Linked DNA regions of Homo sapiens: region 1 is linked to region 2. A link is a loop called in an ENCODE intact Hi-C map of the cell type or tissue named here. Cell type or tissue: mammary epithelial cell. All regions are shown on one strand. Each heading gives the region's core, and the rest is flanking DNA. Links, peaks and the distances in the headings are about the cores only.

Evidence for each region. Peaks named below come from ENCODE experiments on the same cell type or tissue, not always from the same donor. Only the 100,000 strongest peaks of a DNase experiment are listed, where the experiment ranks them.
Region 1: a loop joins it to region 2, with 33 times the contacts of the local background. A loop is called at or near these places in 39 of 110 quality-filtered maps.

The regions. Positions count from the first base shown.
Region 1 is chr19:13,582,921-13,593,961 of GRCh38, reverse strand. No RefSeq gene overlaps it. Among named protein-coding and RNA genes, the nearest start is that of CACNA1A, 82 kb to the right of the region's middle. RefSeq lists silencers at 4,389-4,618, 4,528-4,637. In mammary epithelial cell, for the core only: a CTCF peak has its summit at 4,545 (motif pointing right); no DNase peak of the experiment used is centred there.
Region 2 is chr19:12,973,965-12,983,750 of GRCh38, reverse strand. It overlaps DAND5 (DAN domain BMP antagonist family member 5), which reads right to left. Exons shown (of 2, transcript NM_152654.3): 2 at 8,991-9,786. Among named protein-coding and RNA genes, the nearest start is that of DAND5, 9.3 kb to the right of the region's middle. RefSeq lists a silencer at 1-165 and an enhancer at 8,813-9,319. In mammary epithelial cell, for the core only: a CTCF peak has its summit at 5,723 (motif pointing left); a DNase peak (open chromatin) is centred at 5,730.

The sequences.
Region 1 (11,041 bases), core at 1,407-9,406, 610 kb before region 2:
GCAGGAATCTTTTAAAGCCACGTGTCCACTTTATCAGCCAACATCCCAGTCCATCAATCACTCATGCAGGTCTAAGCAGACTGCAATACATTGCCATTCACTGGAATTGTTATTTATCTCATTTCTAGTGGTCTGTCTTGCCCACTGGAGTATCCCCAATCAGGTTGCTTGTCTGTCCTGTTCACAGCTGTATCCCCAGAGACTGAGGCCAGCACCCAGTAGGTGCTCATAAAATATCTCTTGAGTAAAAGCATTGACTGACAGTGAATGAGAGCCAGTGCCAGCCAGTCAAGTGGATTTGGGTCAACCATCAGTTAAGGACTAATAAAACTCAATACTTTTCTTATTTTTATTTTTGAGACAGAGTCACGTTCTGTCACTCAGGCTGGAGTGCAATGGCTCGATCATGGCTCACTGCAGCCTCAACCTCCTGGGCTCAAGCAATCCTCCTGCCTCAGCCTCCCAAAATCTTGGGATTACAGGTGTGAGCCACCGCGCCTGGCCTATGGGGTCTTGTTAAATGCAGATTCTGTTTCAACAGGTCTAGGCTAAGACTTGGGATTTTGCATTTCTTTCTAACAGGCTGCCAGGTGAGGCTGACGCTGCCTGGGTGTAAGCAGCGAGCTGCTGAACCGTCATCTTCATCAGAGAATAGAGAGAACATTAGTGTGAATGGGGAGCAGAGAGAGGAGAGTTAAGGGAACTACCATGAGTATCATTAATAATACTTCTTAGGCCATAATAATAATAATAACCATGTTTTTTGTTTGTTTGTTTTTGTTTTTGTTTTGAGACGGAGTCTCGCTCTGTCACCTAGGCTGGAGTGTAGTGGCGCGATCTCGGCTCGCTGCAAGCTCTGCCTCCCAGGTTCACGCCATTCTCTTGCTTCAGCCTCCCTAGTAGCTGGGACTACAGGCGCCCACCACCATGCCCGGCTAATTTTTTTGGTATTTTTAGTAGAGACGGGGTTTCACTGTGTTAGCCAGGATGGTCTCGATCTCCTGACCTCGTGATCCACCCGCCTTGGCCTCCCAAAGTGCTGGGATTACAGGCGCGTAATTCCACAGGCGCCCAGCCCAACCAGGTGTTTTTTTTTTTTTTTTTTTTTTGAGATGGGGGTCTCACTATGTTGCCCAGGCTGATCTCAAACTCCCGGGCTCAAGCGATCCTTCCACTTCAGCCTCTGGACTATCTGGGATTATAGGCATGAGCCACTGTGCCCGGCAATAACCAGTATTGACTGGGCATGGCGGTTCACGCCTGTAATCCAAGCACTTTGGGAGGCCAAGGCAGGTGGATCGCTTGAGGTCAAGAGTTAGAGACTAGCCTGGCCAACATGGTGAAACCCCGTCTCTACTAAAAATACAAAAAAATCAGCCGGGTGTGGTGGTGCGTGCCTGTAGTCCCAGCTACTCCGGAGGGTGAGGCAGGAGAATCGCCTGAACCCAGGAGGGGAGGTTGCCGTGGGCCGAGATCACACCACTGTACTCCAGCGTGGGCGACAAAGTGAGACTCTGTCTCAAAAACCAAACAAAAACCCAGTGTTGATGGAGCACTTACTATCTGTGGGGCACGGCTCCAAGACCTTTACATGCATTGACTCGATTAGTCCTCATCACCATTGTTATAAATAGATTGTGGTGCAGGTTATTGTTTTCCAAAGTGTTTCGTTGCAGCACATCTTATCAAATGCACGCAACGATCTCCTGAAACAGCTAGGGCAGCTCTTGTTGCTATTGTTATTGTGGTTACTTAGTATCTTATTATGATTACTTTTTTTTTTTTTTTTTTTTGAGACAGAGTCTCACTCTGTCATCCAGGCTGGAGTGCAGTGGCGCGATCTCGGCTCAGTGCAACCTCGACCTCCCAGGTTCAAGCAATTCTCCTGCCTCAGCCTCCCAAATAGCTGGGATGACAGTCATGCACCACCACGCCTAGCTAATTTTTTTTTGTATTTTTAGTAGAGACGGGGTTTCACCCTGTTGGCTAGGCTGGTCTCGAACTCCTGACCTCAGGTGATCCACCCACCTCAGCCTCCCAAAGTGCTGGGATTATGGGAGTGAGCCACCACGCCCGGCCATGATTACTTGTTATGACCGGTAGTACCCTTATTATTTTGTCCCTTATGCAGATGGGTGAACAGACCCGGAGAGGTGAATTCCAGGTTACTGAGGCATTTGAGAGCCAAGCCAAGAGAGAGATGGTGTGACCTTGAATTCCAGGCCAGAACTGACCACTTATAGGATATGGGGACCCAGGCTCAGCCAAACTGCAGGTCACCAGCTAGGACTGGGTGACTTTCCCAGCTAGGGATCGGATGGGTGGCCTGAATTGTCCTGGTCCCCGAGGCCTGAGCTGAGAGAATGAGACACACAAAGTGAGACTTTTATTTTATTTTTAGAGACAGGGTCTCACTCTGTCACCCAGGCTGGAGTGCAGTGGTGCAATGATGGCTGATTGCAGCCTTGACCTCCTGGGCTCAAGTGATCCTCCCACCTCGGTCACCTGAGCAGCCAGGACCGTAGGTGCGTGTCACCACTCCTGGAAAATTTTTAAATTTTTTTGTAGAGGCAGGGTCTTGCTATGTTGCCCAGGCTGGTCTCAAACTCCTGGCCTCAAGTGATCCTCCTGCCTCGGCCTCCCAAAGCATTGAGATCATAGGTGTTAGCAACCATGCTCAGCCCCCCAGAGAGATCATATTTTAACACAAGTCAGATTATATCCCTCCTCTGCTCAGAACCCTCCATGGCTCCCACCTGACTCATAGCAAAAGCCAAAGTCCTCACCAAGACCCATAAGGCCCTGCCCCTGTCACCTCCCTGCCCTCACCTCCCTCCTCTCTCTCCCTCGTGCACTGTGCTGCAGCCATACTAACCTTATCACTGTTCCTCCAATGCACCAGGGTGGTCCAGCCTCAGGGCCTTTGCACTGGCTGTTCCTTCTGCTAGGAATGCTCTTCTCCTCGGCACCCACACGGCTTCTTCCTTGCCTCCTTCCAGCCTTTGATTAAAGGTTTCCTCCTCATCAAACTTTTCATCATCACCCTATTTAAAATGCAGCCCCGGCTGGGTGCAGTGTCTCATGCCTATAATCCTAGCACTTTGGGAGGCCAAGGCGGGAGGATCACTTGAGGCCAAGAGTTTGAGACCAGCCTGGGCAACATAGTGAGGCATCTCCACAAAAAACAAAAAAATATTAGCCAGGCATGGTGGTGTGCGCCTGTGGTCCCAGCTACTTGGGAGGCTGAGGTGGGAGGATCCTTTGATCCTGGGAGGTCAAGGCTGCAGTGAGCCATGATCGTGCCACCGCACTCCAGCCTGGGCAACAGAGTGAGACCCTGTCTCATAAATAAATAAATAAATAAATAAGATAAAAATAAAATAAAATGCAGCCCTACTCGTGCTTATTCCCTGCCCCGCTTAATTTTCCCCACTAGCACTCATAACCAGATCCTATGTGTTACATATGGGGCTTCCTCCCTCGTTGACTGTACTGGGACCTGTAGTCCTAGCTACTCAGGAGGCCAAGGCAGGAGGATCCTGTGAGCCCAGGAGTTTGAGACCATCCTGGACAGCATGGCAAGATTCCATCTTTACAAAAATTAGCTGGGCATGGTGATGCGTACCTGTAGTCCCAGCTACTCAGGAGGCTGAGGTGGGAGGACTGCTTGAGCCTGGGAGTTGAAGGTTGCAATGAGCTATGATTGCACCACTGCACTCCAGCCTGGGCAACAGAGAGAGATCCTATCTCTAAATAAATAAATAGAATTGAAAAAAAATAAAATGCAACCCCTACTTATGTTGGTTCCCTGCCCCGCTTAATTTTCCCCACTAGCACTCACGACCAGCTCATATGTGTTACGCATCGGCTTTCTCCCTTGTTGCTGCCATATTTGCTCTGTGAGCTCCACGTGGGCCGGTCTGGTGTCACCCAGGCTGGTGTGCAGGGGCGAGATCTCGGCTCACTGCAACCTCAGCCTCCCGGGTTCAAGCGATTCTCCTGCCTCAGCCTCCGGAGTAGCTGGGACTACAGGTGCGCGCCACCACGCCCAGCTAATTTTTGTATTTTTTAGTAGAGACGGGGTTTCATTTACCATGTTGGCCAGGTTGGTCTCGAACTCCTGACCTCAGGTTATCCACCTACCTTGGCCTCCCAAAATGCTGGGATTACAGGCGTGAGCTACCACGCCCGACCCGTTCATTAATTTTTGTTGTCGTATAATAAAAAGAAGGATAATTCTTGATAGGTGAAAGTTGTATGCCGTTCAAAATTTGGTGTCCATAAAGTTTTATTGGAACACAGCCTTTTCTATTTGTGCTGATGTTGTCTGTGGCTCCTTTTGTGTTACAACGGCAGAGCTGTCTCTGGGACAGAGACTGTCTAGCCCTCAGAGCCGGAAGCATTTCATCTGAGGTCCTTTATCGAAGAGGTTTTTGGACCCCTGAGCTGGAACAGCGCCTGACACACACTGTGCTCAAAAAGCAGCCTGCGCGGGTCTCCCCTGCGTTCACCCACTGTCGCCCGCCGCTGCTAAGACTGGCCACCAGGTGGCGCCATGGCTCCCCAGCCTGGCAGGCGCCGGGCAGCAGAGCGCTCAGCTCGCTCTCCGGAGTACCCACCTCCCTGCCGCTTCCTTTCTGCCTGTTCCGAGAAATGGAAGTCAGCCCCAAATCAATAATTGAATTCCCATCATGTGATAACTAATCATTACATATATGGCTATTGCTTTTTCATGCACAAAGGGCTTGGTAAAGACCAACTGGGGCGGCAGGGGCGGACTCGGGGCTTTGCAGGGCTCCCTGAGGTCTGATGGGTTACAAGCAGGTCCTGAGGTCAAGTGTGGGGCTTACCTGGCTTCAATCTGGGGTGTGGTTGAGTGCCCCGGCCAGGGTTCAAATCCCAACTCTGCCACTTGCTGACTGATTCTGGGGAGGAGGGTTCCTTTCCCTTTCGGTGCCTCAGTTTCCCTCTCTGTCAAATGGGGAAAACAATAGCACCCATCTCTGGGGCTCTTACAAAGATTAAGTTCACTGCATTATTACATAGAAAGCATTTAGAACAGTGCAGCCACATAGTAAGTACTTGGTAATAGTTTTCTGTTTCTGTAGCGGGTATGCCATTAAGCATTTTGAGGCCTCAGTTTACACAGTTAAAAAAAAAAAAAAGAGGCTGGGCACGGTGGCTCACGCCTGTAATCCCAGCACTTTGGGAGGCTGAGGTGGGAGGATCGATTGAGCCCCGGAATTCAAGGTCAGCCTGTGCAACATAGGGAGACCTCGTCTCTACGAAAAATGCTCACGTAATTAAAAAAAAAAAAAAAATTAGCCAGGTGTAGTGGTGCCCAACTGTAGTCCCAGCTACTCGGGAGGGTGAGATGGGAGGATTGCTTGAGCCCAGGAGTTCAAGGCTGCAGTGAGTGATGATCACACCACTGCACTCCAGCCTGGGTGACAGAGTGAGACCCTGTCTTGGAAAAAAAAAAAAAAAAAGAAAGAAAAGCAGGTTGTTTTGTTTAGACATCACAATTAAACTGCAACCTAACCTTTAAAAAAGAACCTACTTAGAAATCAGAGCTCTCTTTCTCTTCTTCTTCTTTTTATTTACTTATTTTTTTGAGCAGGAGTCTTGCTCTGTTGTCCAGGCTGGAGTGCAGTGGCATGATCTCAGCTCACTGCAACCTCCGCCTCCCAGGTTCAAGTGATTCTCACCTCAGCCTCCCAAGTAGCTAGGATTACAGGGACCCACTGTGATTAGCTGCCATGCCTGGCTAATTTTTGTATTTTTAGTAGAGATGAGGCTTTAGCATGTTGGCCAGGCTTGTCTCAAACTCATGACCTCAAATCATCCACCTGCCTCGGCCTCCCGAAGTGCTGGGATTATAGGCGTGAGCCACTGCGCCCGGCCTCTTTCTTTCTTTTCTTAAGGGAGGCAGGCTGGCCAATTCTAGCCTAGTTGATATTTAAAAAAAATAGGTCTGGTCCCAGGGAGCTTCTTTTTCAGTGCAGCTGGCTGACTTTTGGTGCAGAGAGACCCTTCTTTTGTTCTTTGAATTAGCAGCTTTGGCAGCCATGGAAGGTCTGGGTAGGGCCCCCCAGAGATGGGGCTCCCCTATCTCTTTTGGTCTATCAGATTCTCCATGCTGGTCCTTGAAACCCAAGCAGCTTATGAACAAATATCCCCCACCACCCCCACTGCCAAATTATCCTCTCTGTTCAATGTGACTTTTCCATCTAGAATTTATCTGTACCTTGGGTTTCCAATCCTGGGAACAACTATGCCTTATTTATTTATTTATTTATTTATTTATTTATTTATTTATTTTTGATACAGAGTCTCACTCTGTCACCCAGGCTGGAGTACGGTGGCGCGATCTCAGCTCACTGCAACCTCCGCTTCCCAGGTTCAAGCGATTCTCCTGCCTCAGCCTCCCGAGTAGCTGGGATTACAGGTGCACACCACCACGCCCAGCTAATTTTTGTATTTTTAGTAGAGACTGGATTTCACCATGTTGGCCAGGCTGGTCTCAAACTCCTGACCTCAGGTGATCCACCCACCTCGGCCTCCCAAAGTGCTGGGGTTACAAGTGTGAGCCACTGCGTCCGGCCTCCTGTCTTCGTTTTCTTCTTCTTTTTTTGAGACAGAGTTTTGCTCTTGTTGCCCAGGCTATAGGGCAATGTTGTGATCTTGGCTCACCACAACCTCTGTCTCCCAGGTTCAAGCAATTCTCCTGCCTCAAGCTCCTGAGTAGATGGGATTACAGGCATGCACCACCACGCCTGGCTAATTTTGTATTTTTAGTAGAGACGGGGTTTCTCCATGTTGGTCAGGCTGGTCTTGAACTCCCGACCTCAGGTGATCCGCCTGCCTCAGCCTCCCAAAGTGCTGGGATTACAGACCTGAGCCACCACGCCTGGCCCTCTTTTCTTCTTGTGGGGTCTGCATACTTCTGCTTGCCTACCGCTGATCCCTGTCTTTCCTCCTCTTCCACTTCCTCCTCTTCTTCTACCTCTTTCTCTTCCTCTTCTTCTTTGACAGGGTCTCACTCTGTCACCCACGCAGGAGTGCAGTGGTACAATCATAGCTCACTGTACTCTTAAACTCTCAGGTTCAAGCAGTCCTCCCAACTCAGTCTCCCAAGTAACTAAGATTACAGACATGTGGCACCACACCTGGCTATTATATTTTACTTTATTTTTTGTAGAGATTGAATCTTGCTATGTTGCCCAGGCTGATCTCAAACTCCTAAGCTCAAGTGATGCCTCTCCTTCAGCTTTTAGAGTCCCTGGAATTACAGGCACGAGCCACTGTGCCCAAACTGATCCTTGTCTTTTATTCTGTCACCGTCACTCCAAAATTCTATCTTTTCAACACCTCAGGGTTATTTTTGTTGTTGTTGTTGTTGAGATAGAGTCTCACTCAGTCACCTAAGCTGGAGTGCAGTGGGGCGATCTTGGCTCACTGCAACCTCTGCCTCCCAGGTTCAAGTGATTCTCCTGCCTCGGCCTCCCAGGTAGCTGGGATCACAGGCACACGTCATCACGCCTGGTTAATTTTTATATTTTTGGTAGAGACGAGGTTTCACCATGTTGGCCAGGCTGGTCTCGAACTCCTGACCTCAAATGGTCCACCTGCCTTGGCCTCTCAAAGTGCTGGGATTACAGGCGTGAGCCACCGCGCCCGGCCTTCAGGGTTCTTTTGATGGCGTCTGTCCACACTCCAGGCTCCCTTAACTGCTTGAACCTTGGTGCAGGGCTCTGCCCATGACTCTCTGCCCATGATTCCATCATTATTGCCCTCACTTTGGTTGAGTCCCGGTGGCTTTCCTTCTGTCCCCTGCATTTTCAAGGCCTTTGCACTTGCTGTTCCTCCTGCCTGGAATGTTCTTCCCATGGCTGGCTCCTTCACACACTGTGGTCTCAGCACAAATGTCACCTTCTCCTGTAGAGCCCCTCTCCTGGGGCGACTGTTCATTTTGCAGAGCCATTCTGCTCATTATATAAAATTACGTGTTTCTTTCTAAATTGGATTGTCAGTTCCACAAGGGCAGGTTTGTCTGTTTGTTTCTGGTCTGTCTTTTCTGCTACCGTGTCTCTAGTGCTTAGAAAAGTGCCTAGAGTATAATAGATACCAATGTTTGTTGAGTGAATAACTGATGGACCCCTGTGAACTTGAACATCTATGTGGATCACCTCTTCGTGGCTCTGGCTTTGAGACCTGAAAGCCTCTTAGAGCAAGTGAACCCTATTTTCTTTTCCATTCTCTGCCCAGGGGATCTTCTGGTTCCACATTTATGCACTGTACTCAAGGGGGCCTGCCTGGAGGAGGAGGCAGACATGCAAACAGCAGCTGTACAATGTCTATGAGCTACACAGAGACCAGTTCCCATTTATTCCACACCCGCCATGGGCCCAGCCCTAGGCCAAGGGGCTTTGGGTATGAGCTCATGGGTTACTAACCCCAGTACCCATTTTACAGAGGAGGCAACCGAGGCACAGAGGGGTTAAATAATGAAGCCAATAAGTTAGAACCAGCTTTGGAACCCAGGTCTGTCAGAATCCAGAGCCCATGTTCTTAACTCCTGCCTTTTCAAGGTCTTGAACTTGGAAATGCCTGGCATAGAGTCGAATGAACGAATGAATGAAAGGACGACTGAATGAATGAAAGGGAGAATGAATGAAATTGTGATCATTAACCTTTTCCCTGCCCTTCAAGTCCTAAACTCTACAAAGGCAAGTCCCTTTTCTTATTTGACCCTTGAAGCTATGGGAGTGCTCTGCACAGAGCTTTGCAGGTAGAAAGCACGTGATGTCTGTCAAACTTGGTTGTGTGAAGTCTCAAACAAACTTAGGATGAAATCTATACAATCCTGAAGGCCAGCATGGCACATACAACCCATTCTCTAAGTCCTGGCCACTAGAACCAGCTTGAAAGAGACCGAACTGGGATTAAAATAAAATAAGACCTCACCTTCTGATATTTCCAAATTCTCACAGTCCTTTCACCTCCTCTGTCTCTTGCAACCATGAAAACGACATTTGGGAGGGCAGGTCTTGTAATGCTCAGATCACAATTGAAGAAATGAAGGCCAAGTCCACATAGAGATGAGTGCTGGGTCAAAATCTAATGGTGACAATGAACTTAAAAAACAATCCCATTATCCCCAGCATTTTGGGAGGCCGAGGAGGGCAGATCATCTGAGGTCAGGAGTTTGAGACCAGCCTGGCCAATTTGGTGAAAACTTGTCTCTACTAAAAAATACAAAAAAACAAAAACAAACAAACAAAAAACAAACACGCAAACAAAAAAACAGAAAACAAACAACAAAAATTAGCCAGGCGTGGTGGTGGCACACATCTGTAGTCCCAGCTACTCGAGAGGCTGAGGTAGGAGAATTGCTTGAACCCAGAAGGCAGAGGTTGCAGTGAGCCAAGGTCACACCACTGCACTCCAGCCTGGGTGACAGAGCGAGACTCCTCAAAAAACACCAAAAAGCAAAAAACAAAGAGCTACAATAACAAAACCCCAATCCCACTATCTCTCTGAAATGCCACGTTGCAAATCAAATGTATTCCTTTGCCATCCAAGAAGGCCATTCTTGCCTGGTGAAATTCCTCTGGAGGGCCCCACATATGTTGCAAAAGACAGATCTGGGGACAAAAGGAGCCACCTTGAAAATCCCAGCTCATCCTGTTAGAGCTGGGCGACCCTGGGCAACTGCCACAGCCTCTCTGAGCACTGAAGGAAGATAACAACAGTTCCTAGTGCAGAAAGTCTGGGAGAGAGCACTGACAAGGCCAGGTTCAAATAACAGTGTCTTGAAGGATAAGTCACTTTCTTTTTTTTTCCTTCTGTGGTCTGGGCACCGCCTGGTCAATATTTATGTGTAGTGCCTCCATCTGTATGCTAGGTCAAGGGCTTCTGAATAAGGAGACTGTGGAGCTTATTGGCTCTGGAGCTAGTCTGGCTGGATTCACACCCTGGTTCTAACTATTTGCTGTGTGACCTTGGACAAGTGACTTCACCTCTCTGAGCCTCTGTTTCCTTGCCTGCAAAATGCAGGAAAAAAATAGCAGTCACTTCATAGGGTCATTACAAGAATTAAGCATTTGAAAAATGCTTAGGACAGTGCATCTCACATTATAAGCAGGAATGGCCAGTTAAATAATAATAATAATAATAATTATTATTATTATTTTGAAAGGAGTCTCACTCTATTGCCCAGGCTGGAGTGCAGCGATGCGATCCTGGCTCACTGCAGCCTCCACTCCTGGGTTCAAGCCATTCTCCTGCCTCAGCCTCCAGAGTAGCTAGGATTACAGGCATCCACCACTATGTCTGGCTAATTTTTGTATTTTTAGTAGAGACAGGGTTTCACCATATTGGCCAGGTTGGTCTCAAACTCCTGACCTCAAGCAATCTGCCTACCTTTGGCCCCCCAAAGTGCTGAGATTACAGGCATGAGCCACTGCACCTGGTTAGGCCTGTTAAATTAAGTGAAATGAACAAATTCCCACCCATACTCCGAGGTGTGACCTCCAAAAGGGCATGGACTTTATCTTATTGGTTATGTTTCACCAGAGCCTAGCATATAGCAGGTGGTTAGTAAAGGCTGGGTGAAAGCAAGATATGAGGTTGGAATGTGTTTGTGGCTGAGAGATGAAAATCTGACCTCTAAATCTAGGATTTGCAGACTTCTGTAAAGAACCAGATAGTGGGCTGTATCTGGCCTGCAGGACGTTGACTGCTAACTTCTGCTATAAATCACAGTGAGAGGTTAATGGGAACTAAGAGAGGATGTTTCAGATGGTCCTTTCTGGAGAGATGGTGATATCAAACGCCCTTAAGTCTCAAATAGGAAGGCCTATTTATTTTTCTTATTAACATTTATGAAGCACGTTATCCTGTCCACATGCCAATCAGTGCCATAGGCACTCATACTCTCTTTTTTATTTTTAGGACAATCTTGGAAAATCATATCTTTAATTACTCCTCCCTCCTTTTAATTTAATTTTTATTTTTTTATTTGTGCAAATATATAGGA
Region 2 (9,786 bases), core at 1,766-9,765:
GCTGGCCTGGCCCCTCCCTGCAAGAGCGCGCGGGACGGCGGCGCGCGCGACGGGCACGCGCCTGACGTAACCATGGCATCCTCTTGGCACGCGCGGCCCGCGCGCAGGGAGGGCGGGGCGGGCGCGTTGCCATGGCGCCGGCGGCCCGCGTGAATGGGGCATTGTTCGCCGCGGCGCCCGGGCCGGGCCGTCCCGGACCCACCCGGACCCACCCGGGCCGACAGAGACGGGGAGACCGGGATGGGGAGAGACAGAGAAATGGGGAGGGAAAAAGACAGGAGAGACAGGGAGAGACCAGAGATGAGAGAGACCAGAGATGAGAGAGACGGAGATGGGGAGAGACAGAGAAATGGGGAGAGAAAAAAGAGAGACAGGGAGAGACCAGAGATGGGAGACCCAGAGATGCGGAGAGAGATGGGAAGAGATAGGGAGACCTGGTGGGGAGAGACAGAAATGGGGAGAGATGAAGACACTGGGAGGGCCGGAGAAAGCTGGAGAGATTGAGAGACAGAAGGATGGGGAAAGAAACAGATGAGAGGCCGAGCGCAGTGTAATCCCAGCACTTTAGGAGGCCGAGGCGGGCCGATCACGAGGTCAGGAGATCGAGACTATCCAGCCCAACATGATGAAATCCTGTCTCTACTAAAATACAAAAAATTAGCCGGGCATGGTGGTGCGCGCCTGTAGTCCCAGCTATTCGGGAGGCTGAAGCAGGAGAATCGCTTGAACCCGGGAGGCAGAGGTTGCACTGAGCCAAGATCTCCCCACTACACTCCAGCCTGGCGACAGAGTGAGACTCCGTCAGAAAGAAAGAAAGGAGAGAGAGAGAGAGAGACAGAGAAAGAGAGGAAAGAAAGCGAGAGAGAGAGAGAGAGAGAGAGAGAGAGAGAAAGAAAAAGAGAAAGAAAGAAAGAGATGAGAGAGATGGGGAGAGAGAAGAGATGGGGAGACATGGAGATGGAGAGACATGGGGACTGGGTATGGAGAGACAGAGATGGGGAGAGACAGAGACACAGGAAAAGCTGGAGAGACTGAGAGACAGAGAAATGAGGGGAAAAAAGATGGGAGAGACATGATGAGAGAAGAGATGCGGAGACTGAGAGATGGAGAGAGACGGGAGACTAGGCAGGGAGAGGCAGATAAGGAGACACTGGGAGAGAAAAAAAACGGGAAGAGACAGAGATAAAGGGAGAGAGGAGGCCGAGCATGGGGGTTCACACCTGTAATCCTAGCACTTTGGGAGGCCGAAGTGGGCGGATCATTTGAGGTCAGGAGTTCGAGACCAGCCTGGCCAACATGGAGAAACCCCCGTCTCTACTAAAAATACAAAAAGTAGCCGGGTGTGGTGGTACGTGCCTGTAATTCCAGCTACTCCGGAGGCTGGGGCACGAGAATTGCTTGAATGTGGGAGGTGGAGGCTGCAGTGAGCAGAGATGACGCCACTGCACTCCAGCCTGGGTGACAGAGCGAGACTCTGTCTCAAAATAAATACATAAATAAACAAGAGAAAAAAGGAGGAGAGATAGGGAGATGAGAGGGACAGGGAAAAATTAGGAGAAAAGGAGAGAGATGAAAAGAGACATAAATAGGAGAAGATTTAGGGCTGGGAAGAATGGACAAGAGGAGATGGAGTGGGAGAAATGAGACACAAAAGGGGAAAGAAGGCAGGGCACAGTGGCTCATGCCTGTAATCCCAACACTTCGGGAGGCTGAGGCAGGCAGATCACGAGGTCAGGGGTTCAAGACCAGCTTGGCCAACATGGTGAAACCCCGTCTCTACTAAAAATACAAAAATTAGATGGGTGTGGTGGTGCATGCTTGTAATCCCAGCTACTTGTGAGGCTGAGGCAGGAGAATCACTTGAACCTGGAAGGTGGAGGTTGCAGTGAGCCAAGATCACGCCACTGCACTCCAGCCTGGGCAACAGAGCGAGACTGTGTCTCAAAAAAAAAAAAAAAAAAAAAAAAAGGAGGCCGGGCGCGGTGTCTCATGACTGTAATCCCAGCACTTTGGCAGGCCAAGACGGGCGGATCACGAGGTCAGGAGATCGAGACCATGCTGGCTAACATGGTGAAACCCCGTCTCTACTAAAAATACAAAAAAATTAGCTGGGCGTGGTGAAGGGCACCTGTAGTCCCAGCTACTCGGGAGGCTGAGGCAGGAGAATGGCGTGAACCTGGGAGGTAGAGCTTGCAGTGAGCCGAGATCACACCACTGCACTCCAGCCTGGGCAACAGAGCGAGACTCCGTCTCACAAAAAAAAAGGTGGGGAAAGAGACAGAAGAGAGACAAAGACAGAGACAGAGATAGGGAAAGACATGGGGAATCCAAGAGGGAGAAACAACGGGAGAGACCTGGAAGGTGGAGAGAAACACACCAATGAGGAAGGACGGGTGGAGGGAGAAGACCACGGAGAGGCAGAGCCCGGGAGCAAGATGGGAGAGGAAGGGTTGGGGTGAGAGACGGGACAGGACCAGTCAGCCAATACCCCTGGACCCTCCTTGCCTGGTGTGCTGTGCTTAGCAATGGGAAAAATCAGGGGATGGGGGGTTGGGTGCGGTGGCTGACGCCTGTTATCCCAGCACTTTGGGAGGCCGAGGCGGGTGGATCATTTGAGGTCAGGAGTTCAAGAGTAGCCTGGCCAACATGGTGAAAACCTGTCTCTACTAAAAATAGAAAAATTAGCCGGGCAGTAGTGGTGGACGCCTGTAATCCCAGCTACTCGGGAGGCTGAGGCAGGAGAATCTCTTGAGCCTGGGAGGCAGAAGTTGCAGTGAGCCGAGATCACACCATCGCACTCCAGCCTGGGCGACAGAGTGAGACCCTGTCTCAAAAAAAATAAATAAATAAAAATAAAAAATAAAAAAAAATCAGGGGAATGGGGATAGCCAGACAAAGTCAGAAGTGCTGAGAGGTCAGAGGACACACAGCCATAGAAAGACATAGCGGCCGGGTGTGATGGCTCACACCTGTAATCCCAGCACTCTGAAAGGCCAAGGTGTGTGGAATGCTTGAGCCTAGGAGTTTGAGACCAGCCTGGACAACATGGTAAGACCTCATCTCTACAAAAAACATGTTAAGGGCTGGGCGCGATGGCTCACGCCTGTAATCCCAGCACTTTGGGAGGTCAAGGCGAGTGGATCACCTGAGGTCAGGAGTTCAAGACCAGCCTGGCCAACATGGCGAAACGCCGTATCTACTAAAACTACAAAAAATTAGCCAGGTGTGGTGGCATGCGCCTGTAATCCCAGCTACTTGGAAGGCTGAGGCAGGAGAATCGCTTGAACCTGGGAGTCGGAGGTTGTAGTGAGCCGAGATTGCACCATTGCACTCCAGCCAGCGCAACAAGAGTGAGACACTGTCTCAAAAAAAAAAGAAAAGAAAAAAAGAAAAAGAAAAAGAAAAAAGAAATTTTTTTAATTAGCCAAGCGTGGTGTCCTGCACCTGTAGTCCCAGCTACGGCTAAGGTGGGAGGATCACTTGAGCCCAGGAGTTTGAGGCTGCAGTGAGACATGATCGCACCACTGCACTCTAGCCTGGGTGACAGAGCCACACCCTGTCCCAAGGGAAAAAAAAAAAGACATAGCAAGATGGAGGGTGAGATATACCCAGATGTGAGGGAATGAAGGAGAGAAACTTGGAAACAACCCCAGCTCCCTGCTCTGAGAGTCTCTGGTCCCACCTGCCCCTTCCACTCACCCTGGTTTGGTACTCTCAGAAAGCATACCCTCTGTCCTACACACCTTCACACAGCCCCTGATAAGACACTGTTGACACAGAGGCTCAGCCTTCAGGAACACTGCTTCTTTATTTTATTTATTTATTTATTTTGAGATGGAGTCTCACTCTGTCGCCCAAGCTGGAGTGCAGTGGTGCGATCTCAGCTCACTGCAACCTCTGTCTCCTGGGTTCCATCATTCTCCTGCCTCAGCCTCCCGAGTAGCTGGGATTACAGGCACATGCCACCACATCTGGCTGATTTTTGTATTTTTGGTAGAGACCAGATTTCGCCATGTTGGCCAGGCTGGTCTCGAACTCCTGACCTCAGGTGATCTGCCCATCTCAGCCTCCCAAAGTGCTGGAATTACAGGCATGAGCCACTATGTCCAGCCATATTTATTTATTTTTGAAACAAAGTCTTGCTCTGGTACCCAGCCTGGAGTGCAGTGGCACAATCATAGCTCACTGCAGCCTTGAACTCCTGGGCTCAAGTGATCCTCCCACCTCAGCCTCCTGAGTAGCTGAGACTACAGGTGCATGCCACCATGTTCCGCTAATTTTTTAAATTTTTTGTAGAGACAGGGTCTTGCTATGTTGCCCAGGCTGGTCTTGAACTCCTAGGCTCAAATGATCCTCCCACCTTGGCCTCCCAAAGTGCTGGGACACTGCTTCTTTTTTTTTTTTTTTTTGAGACAGAGTCTCGCTCTGTCACCCAGGCTGGAGTGCAATGGCGCATGATCTCAGCTCACTACAACCTCTGCCTCCCAGGTTCAAGCGATTCTCCCACCTCAGCCTCCCTAGTAGCTGGGATTATAGGCACACACCACCATGCCTGGCTAATTTTTGTATTTTTAGTAGAGACACTGTTACACCATGTTGGCCAGGCTGGTCTTGAACTCCTGACCTAGGTGATCTGCCCGCCTCAGCCTCCCAAAGTGCTGGGATTACAGGTCCTGCACCCAGCCAGGACACTGTTTCTGACACTCCAGGACACCGTCACCCAGTGACACTTCCCCTAGATGGTCCCAGTCATACCTATGGATACCTATAGATTCCTAGTGACACAATCATAGACGCAGACACATGAATATGACATGGACACGGACTCATACAAGGGCTCCTGGTGACATCTCCCAGTTATAGACACAACCGTGTAGGTGCACTGTCTCATGAGGACCTTATCAGACATGTGAATACAGTGAGTGGTGGCCACACACCATCCAACACACAGGTTCACATTTTTGTTGTCGTTGTTGTTGTTTTGTTACATAGATGAGGGCTTGAACGCCTGGCCTCACTTTTTTTTTTTTTTTTTTTTTTTTGAGACGGAGTCTTGCTCTTGTTGCCCAGGCTGGAGTGCAGTGGCACTATCTCAGCTCACTGCAACCTTCGCCTTCTGGGTTCAAGCAATTCTCATACCTCAGCCTCCCAAGTAGCTGGGATTACAGGCACGCGCCACCACGACAGGCTAATTTTTGTATTTTTAGTAGAGACGGGGTTTCACTATGTTGGTCAGGCTGGTCTCGAACTCCTGACTTCGTGATCCGCCCGCCCGGCCTTGGGCCTCACTTTCTTATGCGCCAGGACAACAGGCCTGAGCCACCGCGCCTCCCAGGCTCACACTTCTTAGCAATGCTGTCATATGTGGCCACTCCTGATGAATGGTGCACCCTCGCCTTCACACCTGGACACGTTTTCAGACACTCATTGTCACCCTCATGGACACACATGGCTTCAACCCTGGGTCTGACCTACTCACTGGGCAGGCACCTTGTCCCACGGTACTGTTCAGAACACTGTGGGGGTGCTCAGTCCAGTTCTCCACGTTTGAGTCAGTGGGGGCTGACAGATTTCAGGTCCCAGCAGAGACTGGGATGGAAGTGGGGGAAAGTGATGTCCAGCCCCTGGTCCTCCTGAAAGGGCTGAGTCCAACTGGGCCACAGTGGTCCCAGACTCCTCCTCCAGTCGGGCAGCTTGGACCAAATGTAGACCAAGGGTGTCCCCTGGTGGCCATAGGTGGTCTCTGCACCCATCCATGGAGGGACGACAGGCAGCCGCCCAGTTGCTGAACTTGGAGCTGTGGACAGAGAGGACACAGAGCACACAGGCCCAGAGACTGAAGTCCAGAAGCAGGAACGCAGATACAGAACTAAGAGCCGGTAATCCAGATCCCAGGACCCAGGATCAGCATCTAGAGTCCAATCATACCGGGCTGGGCACGGTGGCTCATGCCTGTAATCCCAGCACTTTGGGAGGCCAAGGCAGGCAGATCACTTGAGGTCAGGGGTTCGAGACCAGCCTGACCAACATGGCGAAACCCCGTCTCTACTAAAAATATAAAAATTAGCTGGGTGTGGTAGTGGGCACCTGTAATCCCAGCTACTCAGGAGGCTGAGGCAGGAGAATCGCTTGAACCTGGGAGGCGGAGCTTGCAGTGAGCTGAGATTGCGCCACTGCCCTCCAGCCTGGGCAACAGAGTGAGACTCCATCTCAAAAAAAAAAAAAAAAGATTCCAATCATACCAAGATCTATACTCCAGATCCACGAACTCAGCCAGGCGTGGTGGCTCACAGCTATAATCTCAGCATTTTGGGAGGCCAAGGCGTGAGGATCACTTGATGCCAGGAGTTTGGGACACGATAGGCAACATAGCAAGACTTTATCTCTACAAAAAACTTAAAAATTAGCTGGGTGTAGTGGCACATGTCTGAGGTTGCAGTGAACTATGATGGTGCCACTGAAACCATACTCCGGGATTCAGATTCCAAAAATCTAGATCCTATTGCTCAAAACTAGAATCCACCAGACCCAGAATCTAGCTCCAAGAATTTAGAATCCAAAGGCTACCTTACAAAATTGAGAGCTTTCTTTCTTTTTTTTTTTTTTTTTTGAGACAAGGTCTGGCTCTATCACCCAGGCTGGAAAGCAGTGGCACAACCTTGGCTCACTGCAACCTCTGCCTCCCAGGCTCAAGCCATTCTCCCACCTCAGCCTCCTGAGTAGCTGGGGTTCCAGGTACACACCACCATGCCCAGCTAATTTTTTTTTTTTTTTTTTTTGAGATGGAGTCTTGCTTTGTCGCCCAGCCTGGAGTGCAGTGTCGCCATCTTGGCTCACTGCAACCTCCGCCTCCTGGGTTCAAGCGATTCTCCTGTCTCAGCCTCCCAAGTAGCTGGGATTACAGGCACGCGCCACCACGCCTGGCTAATTTTTATATTTTTAGTAGAGACGGGGTTTCGCCATGTTGGCCAGGCTGGTCTTGAACACCTGATCTCAGGTCATCCACCCGCCTCAGCCTCCCAAAGTACTGAGATTACAGGCATGAGTCACCACGCCCGGCGCCCAGCTAATTTTTAATATATTTTTGTGGAGACATAGTTCTGCCATTTTGGCCAGGCTGGTTGCGAACTTGTGAGCTCAATGAATCCACCTGCCTTGGCCTCCCAAAGTGCTGGGATTACAGGCGTGAGACTCCTCACCCAGCCAAAATCCAGATTCTTAAGCCGTCCTCAGAGCCCTCCAGATCACAGCCACGTAGCAGGAGTTGGCGAAGATAGAAACAAAGGGATAGCTGAGGAGCTCAGCAGTACTGCACATGGCCTCTCCCAAAGCTGATACCCCTCCCAACCTACCCCTGTGCATTTACACACACACACACACACACACACACACCCCATCAGGTTGGGTGTGGTGGCTCACGCCTATAATCCCAGCACTTTGGAAGGCCAAACCAGAAGGATGGCTTGAGCCCAGGAGTTCGAGACCAGCCTGGGCAACACAGTGAGACCCTGTCTCTACAAAAAAATAAACAAAATTAGCTGGGCGTGGTGTCATGAGCCTGTAGCCCCAGCTACTCGGGAGGCTGAGGAGGGAGGATCACTTGAGCCCAGGAGTTTGAGGCTGCAGGGATCGGGCCATGATCACTCCAGCCTGGGTGACAGGGCGAGACCCTGACTCAAATAAGAATAATAATTAATACTACTAATAAAAGAAAAAGACACACCATCATCCAAAGAGACACCCTCCTCCATACGTTCTTGTCCCAGCATGCAGATGCACGAACATCTGTGCACCCACAAAATCTCAGAGCTCCGCCCCCAGCCAGCCCACCAAACTCCTAGACACACAGCCACCATGGAGACACACACAAACCTATGATTTCCAGCCCTGCACCCGGACACACTTTAAGAATTGTGGAGACTGGGATGGGTGTGCACACACACACACATACACACACAGACATAGTCCCCTAAGAAGCTCCACGCCTGGCAGCCACGCAGCCCCTGGGAAGGGTACCCCAGGGATGGGGTTCACCGTGCAACCCCGTGCCCACCCCAGCCGTCCCCCGCCTGGCCGGCTGGCGGGCTTTAATACAGATGCCAAACTCATAATTGTAACTGAGGGTGACAGGGTCACCTTGAGCCCCAGATGCTCGTGCGGTGACAGATGGCGTTGGCAAACCTGATTAGCGGCCCCCGTGCCAGCGCCTGTGGCACCTGCATCCCCTGCCCCTCCCCCGCTCCCCCAGCACTCATTACCCACCCATTACTGGGCCTGGGGGGGCGGGGCAGGGGCCGGCTGGCACTGCCCGGGAGGGGACAGGGACTCTGGGGGCTCCCCTGGCACCAAGGTTCCCAGCTGGCTCCCCTGGCTGGCAGGAGGTGGGCACAGCAGAGGGAGGGAAGGCAAATGCCTCATGCCCACCAGAGGGGGGCTTGCCCATGGTGCCAGGGCTGAGCTGCCCACTCGGACACTGCCTGGGGTTTGGCACAGAACTCTGGAGGGAACAGGGATGGGGCAGCCCCCCCAGAGCCCTTCATGACCCTCCCCTCCAGGGCCCTTCGAGCAAGGGGCCTTGGGAGCTGCCTGCCTGTCCCGTTCCCATCTCTCTGTGAGGCCTGTGAGGTCAGGGGTCTCAGGCTCCCACGCCCCACTGGCCCATCTGTTTCCTCGGGTCCCCTCCTGCTCCCCTCACCTGAGGCCTTCCTTCCTGAGGCAGGAAGAGGGCTGAGAAGGGCCTGGCCGGCTCCCCGCCCCACGCTCCGGGGGGCATTTGGAGGCAACACTGACAACGCCACATGTCCCTGCGTCTGTGCCAGACAGGCCCATCTGCCAGGGCCCTGGTTCCAGCCGCCCAAAGCCAGGCCGCCCTCGCCCGCTGAAGACCCTGAGCCCCAGCTGGGGAGGGAGCACTCAGATGCCCACACCCTGTCATGGGGCCACCCACTCCCAGGGAACCCCAGTTGGAGGAACAAACAGATGCACATATAGACAGCTGGACTCAGCCAACCTTTATGGTTTCTGTGGAATGCCATGCCAGGCGTGGGGCTCTGTGGAGACTCAGGTGGGGGGTCTGAGAGGGACACAGCACCACTATCAAGGCAAGAGGCAGCTGGGAACACGAGGGTCCTGCCTCTGTCTCAAGGACCCCAGGATTTCCCCCAGCAGCTGTCTGCCTGCCTGCTTTGGTTTGCGTTTTTGGTTTGGGTTTTTTTTTTTTTCTTTTTTGGTGTCCCTAGGCTGAGGTCATCACTGTGTCTCTCGGTCTGGGTGGGGCCATCTACCCTCCCTGCAACTGGGAGTGTCTTTGACCTCATTCTATAAGAGACAGTTCAGCCTAATGATTAACAGTGGATTTGATCCCAGCACTTTGGGAGGCCGAGGTGGGCAGATCACCTGAGGCCAGGAGTTTGAGACCAGCCAGGCTAATATGGTGAAACTCTGTCTCTACTAAAAATACAAAAATTAGCTGGGCATGGTGGCGGGTGCCTGTAGTCCCAGCTACTCAGGAGGCTGAGGCAGGAGAACTGCTTGAGCCTGGCAAGTGGAAGTTACAGTGAGCCAAGATCGCGCCATTGCACTCCAGCCTGGGTGACAGAGAGAGACTCTGTCCTTAAAAAAAAAAAATAATAAGGCCAAGGCAGGCAGATCACGAGGTCAGGAGATAGAGACCATCCTGGCTAACACGGTGAAACCCTGTCTTTACTAAAAATACAAAAAATTAGCCGGGCGTGTTGGCGGGTGCCTGTAGTCCCAGCTACTCGGGAGGCTGAGACAGGAGAATGG